2 separate regions of the Homo sapiens genome follow, and region 2 is linked to region 1. The links are chromatin contacts, found by Hi-C in ENCODE. All regions are on one chromosome and are shown on one strand. The core of a region is the stretch at or near the end of the contact, and the rest is flanking DNA. Distances in the headings are between cores, read along the strand shown.

Region 1 (3,405 bases), core at 897-3,396:
TCCCAGATAGAAAAAAAAAAGAGATAATAAGAAAGCATCTCACTATTTTAAATATATTTAAGCCTATAATCCCAGCACTTTGGGAGACCAAGGCGAGAGGATCACTTGAGCCCAGGAGTTCAAGACCAGCCTGGGCAACATAGTGAGACCTCATCACAATAAATAAATTTAAATATCCACGGTCATACAATGTACATTCTGTATGTCAATTCAAAAAAATTTTTAAATATGTATAGAAAAGAAACCAGAAGACAATTAGTAGAAAAAGTTGTCTTGTTGAACATATGCAAAATGGATTCTGGAAGCTGTCAAATACGATATTTCTATAAGTGACTTTGAAGGTGAGTTGATGTGGATTTTTTTTTTTTTTTTTGAGACAGAGTCTCGCTCTGTTGCCCAGGCTGGAGTGCAGTGGTGTGATCACGGCTAACTGCAGCCTCTACTTCCTGGGTTCAGGGGATTCTCTCACCTCAGCCTCCCGAGTAGCTGGGACCACAGGTGTGCGCCACCACACCCAGCTAATTTCTGTATTTTTTTGTAGAGGCAGGGTCTTGCCATGTTGCCCAGGCTGGTCTTGAATTCTGGGTTCAAGCAATCCACCTGCCATGGCCTCGCAAAGTGCTAGGATTACAGGTGTGAGCCACCATGCCCACTGGAGTAGAATTTAAAATTTGGCTCTGCCAGATTTGTAGCCTTAGACTTACACTCATTAATTCTCCGAATTTTTTTTTTTGAGACAGTGTCTCACTCTGCTGCCTAAGCTAGAGTGCAGTGGTGCAGTCTCAGCTCACTGCAGCCTCCACCTCCTGGGTTCAAACGATTCAGGTGCCTTAGCCTCCCAAGAAGCTGGGATTACAGGTGCATAACAGCACGCCTAGCTAATTTTTGTATTTTTAGCAGAGATGGGGTTTCACCATGTTAGCCAGGCTGGTCTCGAACGCCTGACCTCAAGTGATCCACCCACCTCAGCCTCTCAAAAGTGCTGGGATTACAGGCAGGAGCCACTATGCCCAGCCAATTCCTCTGAATTTTATTCATTCACCAACAAAATGGGGATGTTGAACTCTACTTTTTAGAATTGCTGTGACGATTAAGAATACTATACATAAAGGTCGGGCGTGGAGGCAGGCGCCTGTAACCCCAGTTACTTGGGAGGCTAAGGCAGGAGAATTGCTGGAACCCTGGAGGCAGAGGTTGCAGTGAGCCGAGATTGTGCCACTGCACTTCAGCCTGGGCAACAAGAGCAAAACTCCATCTCAAAAAGAAAAAAAAAAAGAATACTATACATAAAACATCTGGCAAAAAGCAAGTGCTCAATCCATGGTAGCCTCTGTTATTATTGTACACTTTGCCGTAAGTGATCTAAGATAGGAGGTGAACTCTACGTAAGCATCTCACTGAAAGATGACCGTTTAACAGCATAAGAGGGATATTTTCCATAGGCCTGTAGATTCTACATATAGCAACAAAATTCTCTAGCAGCACTCTCCACCAATGGAATGTCAGTTTGAAAAACTTCAGTTTTAATAGATCCATAGAGCTCTCTTTTTTATTTTTACTTCTTGCTTTTTTGGTAGTGGCTCAGACCCCAGTATGATACTAGAAACATTGTACATACCTCAAAATAGTATGTAAATCTTGCCCTGAGAACAAAAGAATAATAACACTAGAACAACAGACGCAGCAGGGCACGTAAAATCAATTTGGTTCTACAGAATCTGACAAAAGCCGGAGCAAGAAAAAGAATTAAACCAGAGAATCAAGTAAGATTCCACAGGAATGTTAAAAGTAAAACTTATGACATCTAGCAGGGACATTCCGCCCTCTCCAGCACTGACTTGGCCCCAAGGAGCCTTAGGAGAAAATAAACTCAATTTGGAAATGCAGTGAATGTAACTCTGCTGGTTTTACTCAACAATAGTCTAAGGAATGGGGGCATGTCAGGAAGCAGAGGAAGGACAAAATCCCTCTAATGATCCTGCCCTTCCTCTGGGTTCCTCAGAGAAACAGAAATATTGCCATTTTCCCAGATATTCTGTGCCCTTCATCCTTTCCCTCCTCACCTCTCATGATCACACTGTGAAATTTATAGCAGCTGCTACACCACAATTTTCTGTGGCAGTGTCTTGTGCTATGACTCACGACTCCTGTTTATCAGTTTTGCCCTCAATGTTTCAAGTTCATGGCTCACTTCTGCTACTGACTTTAGTCAGCTCAAATCCTGAGAGTCACTATATCAGAATGAGAATAGGAGTTGCTACAACAAGGTCCAGAAAGCAAGGCTATATTGCTGGAGGCCATAAAACTAAGAACTCATGTTTAATTAATACAACTCAATGCATTCTGCCACCTCACTTAGAGAAGGCTTTAAAAAAAAAAGTTAGTCACAAATGTGGAATGATTTAGAGTTTAGATTCTATGTGGAATTCCAAAGGAGTAAGTGTTCCTTTGGCAGAAAACAAGAATCTGTATGCTTTATATAGGTAGTTATATAGGTAGCTATAAAATTTAGGAACTATATGTTCTCCCCCACTGCTTTAGAGTAACCTCTGGATTTTTCCCAAGGTAAGTTAATATAGTTTAATTCTCAATAAATTGTTCTCTGTGACTAGATCCTACCCAATAAAAGAAAACAGAAAACAATAGCAAAACACAAAAATCAGTATCAAATTAGCACTAACACAAAACTAAGATTTCTTGTTTTCCTTATAGATGTTATTTATGTTGACAAATTAGAATTTGATTGATTTTTATACTAGGCAACCTCAGGATGTCAGTTCCTTGTATTGCCTTGAGATGGTCTAGGACCAATAGCAAGCTCTTTTCCAAGAGATTGCTGGGTGGATAGGAAGGATCTGAGGGGCCTGAAGGAAGTGGAGGCCACCACACACACACACACATGCACGTGCACGCGTGTTTTCTTCCTTATATCCCAACTTTCTCAACATTGCAGTCTGGAACTTATTGGATTCCAGTGAATTAAGGGAAAACTTTTTAAAAGAAGGCATTTAAGCCCTTGCCACAATCACTCTGTCCCCGTGATCTCTATCTTTCCCTCCCTCCCAAGTTCCACTATATAAGGACTGGCACGGTGGCTCATGCCTGTAATCCCAGCACTTTGGGAGGCCGAGGCGGGCAGATCACAAGGTCAGGAGATCAAGGCCATCCTGGCTAACATGGTGAAATCCCATCTCTACTAAAAATACAAAAAATTAGCCAGGCATGGTGGCACACGCCTGTAGTTCCAGCTACTTGGGAGGCTGAGGCAGGAGAAGCGCTTGAACCTGGGAGGCGGAGGTTGGAGTGAGCCAAGATCACACCACTGTGCTCCAGCCTGGATGACAGAGGGAGACTCTGTCAAAAAAAAAAAAAAAAGAATCTGCTGCCTTGTTGTTGGACCTGTAG
Region 2 (3,579 bases), core at 339-2,838, 120 kb before region 1:
CATTTTCCTTTATTCCTCACATTGATATATTCACTGAGCACTATAATTACCTCTTAAATATGATATAAATCTGCAAGCTCTTTTCAATACCACCACAAATTCCATAGTTCAAAATGCCATCAGCTTTCACCTATATTATTACACCAGCTCCCATCTGGTCTTCCTGCATCCTGGATCACCTCTTTCTAGCTGCCCTTTCAAATTTCAATAAGAGCAAGCTTTCCAGGAAACAAACCTGAAGTCAATCCACTGAGTACTCCTCTGAATACCTTAATATTGTTGACAAATTCCTTTCTGATTTGAAGTATCAGAAAGGAATATTTCCTCCATACCAAATAGTTTTCATTTCATGCATGTGCCGTGATTCTTCTCCCTCCTTTGCATCTGTCATTCGTTATGCTTAGAAAGCTCTTTTCATCTCTTTGTTCTTCGAGACAACCACTACTCATACTTCAGAGCTTAATTTACATTTTGCTTTCCCTCAAAATTTTTTTAAAAGGTTCCAGGTCTGGGTTATGTGCTCTCTTATGTGCTCCCAGAGCATCCTGAACTTCTGCAATAATATGTTTGGCTACTGTATTTTATACAGTAGTTTTATATTGTATTTTATACTGTATTTTATACAGTAGGTGTTATATTGTATTTTATACAGTAGTTGTTTTTCTGTCTGTTTTTGCCCCAACAAGAATGTAAAATCTTTAAGTGCCTGTTTTCATACTTATTTGACCACCCTATCTCTAGAATCTTGCATGATGTCTAGCCCTAGTAGGATCAAAAAATACTTACAAAGCAACTGAATAGCTACATGAATAGATGGATGAATAAATGCATGGGTGGATGGATGGATTAATGAAATCATTTATATGACTTAAAGTTTGCAGAGGAGTATCATATTTGGAAGGCAGTAAGGAAGTCTGTGTAGTCGATGGTAAAGGCAATTGGGAAGTTTGTTAGGCACAATAGGTCAAAATTTGTTTTTGAAGTCCTGTTACTTCACGTTTCTTTGTTTCACTTTCTTAAAACAGGAAACTCTTTTCTATGATCATTCTTCCAGGGCCTGGCTCTTCATCTGCAACCCAGTAATATCCCTAATGTCAAAAAGCTACTGGTTTAATTCGTGCCATTTTCAAAGAGGACTACTGAATTCTGATGTGGCTTCAAACATTTAGGTTAGGCATATCTAATGGAGAACTTGCAGCCACACTGACTTGTAGTGAAATATCTATTTTGAGCCTGCCCAGTGTTGCTTAAATTGTAGTTTTCCTTGCCAGCTATTCATACAAGAGATGTGAGAAGCACCATAAAAGGCGTTGTGAGGAGTTGTGGGGGAGTGAGGGAGAGAAGAGGTTGAAAAGCTTATTAGCTGCTGTACGGTAAAAGTGAGCTCTTACGGGAATGGGAATGTAGTTTTAGCCCTCCAGGGATTCTATTTAGCCCGCCAGGAATTAACCTTGACTATAAATAGGCCATCAATGACCTTTCCAGAGAATGTTCAGAGACCTCAACTTTGTTTAGAGATCTTGTGTGGGTGGAACTTCCTGTTTGCACACAGAGCAGCATAAAGCCCAGTTGCTTTGGGAAGTGTTTGGGACCAGATGGATTGTAGGGAGTAGGGTACAATACAGTCTGTTCTCCTCCAGCTCCTTCTTTCTGCAACATGGGGAAGAACAAACTCCTTCATCCAAGTCTGGTTCTTCTCCTCTTGGTCCTCCTGCCCACAGACGCCTCAGTCTCTGGAAAACCGTGAGTTCCACACAGAGAGCGTGAAGCATGAACCTAGAGTCCTTCATTTATTGCAGATTTTTCTTTATATCATTCCTTTTTCTTTCCTATGATACTGTCATCTTCTTATCTCTAAGATTCCTTCCAGATTTTACAAATCTAGTTTACTCATTACTTGCTTACTTTTAATCATTCTTCCCCAACTCTCTGAAGCTCTAATATGCAAAGCCTTCCTAAGGGGTGTCAGAAATTTTTAGCTTTTTAAAAGAATAAATTTTAGATATTCACATTCATATTGATCTACTTGAGACCATGCTATTTATCTTTTCTTATTTCCTCTTTCTCAAGGGTCCATTTTCTATTTTATAAAAATAAAGACAATTCTCTCCCACAACCAAACATGGAACAATGCCCTGGAGTATAAAAATCTATAGAGTGCCAAATAAAGGAACAATTTGAAATACTGGTGTTGATATTGAAAAAGCAAGGGACTCTAATGTCAGAAGAGAAATCCTTTTGCAGATGAGGTGGTGATGAATTCTTTGTTTCAACACAACTGAAGGAGGAACTGAAGGAAATACCAGCTGATGAGTGATGAGAAGGGATTCTTGATAATAGAGTACTAGGTGATTTTTGGCATGTAATGCAGAAGTTGCAAGAAGTGGTAACAATGATGCAATTGTTTTACCTGCCATTTATTTACTTTTATGTGAGCCATTCTTCTTAGCACTTATAGCTACACAAAACAAAAATAGTAACAGAATTAATGTTGTTTAATTCTTGCAATCCATGGATGCATAAATTCACTGGGGGAAAAAACAGCTCATCATTCTCATTAAAGATGTGCTTCAAAAGTATTTTAATTTTATATCTAATATGTATGAATCATACTTTGTATTTATTTTGTTTTGATCAGTTATATACAAGTATTTTTGAACATAGCTCAGTCAGAAGGAAATGTTTAATATTTATAAATTTATGGTTACATTCTATTTAAAAGAGGAGTTAAAGTTAAATTTACCTACCCACATATGTTACATATATATGTATTTATGTATATGTATTCATATATGTATATATGTGAACATAAGTATACATACGTATATGTATAGATGCTTGACAATAAAGAAGTAAGAATAATTCACAACATTTTTTGAAATATAAAAATTTAGGATAAATTTCTGTATGGTAATTGGCATGGAAATTCAAATTCAAAAAGGAAAAAAGAAGAGAAAGATATTAAATATCAGACCATTAAAAGAATTTTTTAATGTACTTTTAAATAGTGATAGTAGGTATCTTATACTACAGTGTTTATTATTCATGAGAAAATTGTAAAAGTAATCTAAGTATTAATTTAAAATATCATCAAAAATAATATCTTTTGCTATTACTTAAAATCATGATAAAAATATGTTTACTTGAAAATATGTAAGGAGTGCACAGAGTCCAAAAATTATTTTAGGAGTTCTGTGAGCAAAAATGTATAAAAACTACAGGGTTGATCTTAAATTACATGTCAGGGTACTGAGAAAGTTTCTGTACTGCACATGAGTTACCAAGGTCTAAAGTCAATCACCAGAGGACCATTTTTGGATGGAGCCATTGTCTAATCATGAGCTGAAAGGCAAATATTTAAAATGCAAACATCCATGGTTAGGTAACACTCTTAAGACCTTATTAGCTGCTTACCACAACTGAGACTGTGAAGTAATGGCTCACTTTCTTTGAGGCTCAGATTCCATATCTGTGGAGTGGAAGCGAGTGCTTACCATACAATTTTCACAGGGCTGCTGAATGTGTGTATGTATGTATGTGTGTATATATATTTTAATGAAAATTCTATAATTTGATTAG

Evidence for each region. A loop is a pair of places that touch in the nucleus more often than their neighbours do. Pooled maps may share reads with other maps.
Region 2: a loop to region 1 is called in a pooled map, with 5 times the contacts of the local background. The contact joins the promoter of A2M here to the enhancer-like site in region 1. A Hi-C loop is called at or near these places in 2 of 37 single-sample maps with no recorded cell type and 7 of 50 pooled maps.

What each region holds. Positions count from the first base shown.
Region 1 is chr12:8,995,657-8,999,061 of GRCh38, reverse strand. The region is part of intron 3 of KLRG1 (killer cell lectin like receptor G1); the gene reads right to left. Among named protein-coding and RNA genes, the nearest start is that of KLRG1, 7.8 kb to the right of the region's middle. Within about 2 kb of position 2,146, at least 3 of the 41 ENCODE cell types and tissues checked have a DNase peak (open chromatin) inside an H3K27ac peak, as active enhancers do.
Region 2 is chr12:9,113,928-9,117,506 of GRCh38, reverse strand. A2M (alpha-2-macroglobulin) reads left to right here and starts at 1,588. Exons shown (of 36, transcript NM_000014.6): 1 at 1,588-1,743. The coding sequence starts at 1,658. It also overlaps a transcript of KLRG1 not described here.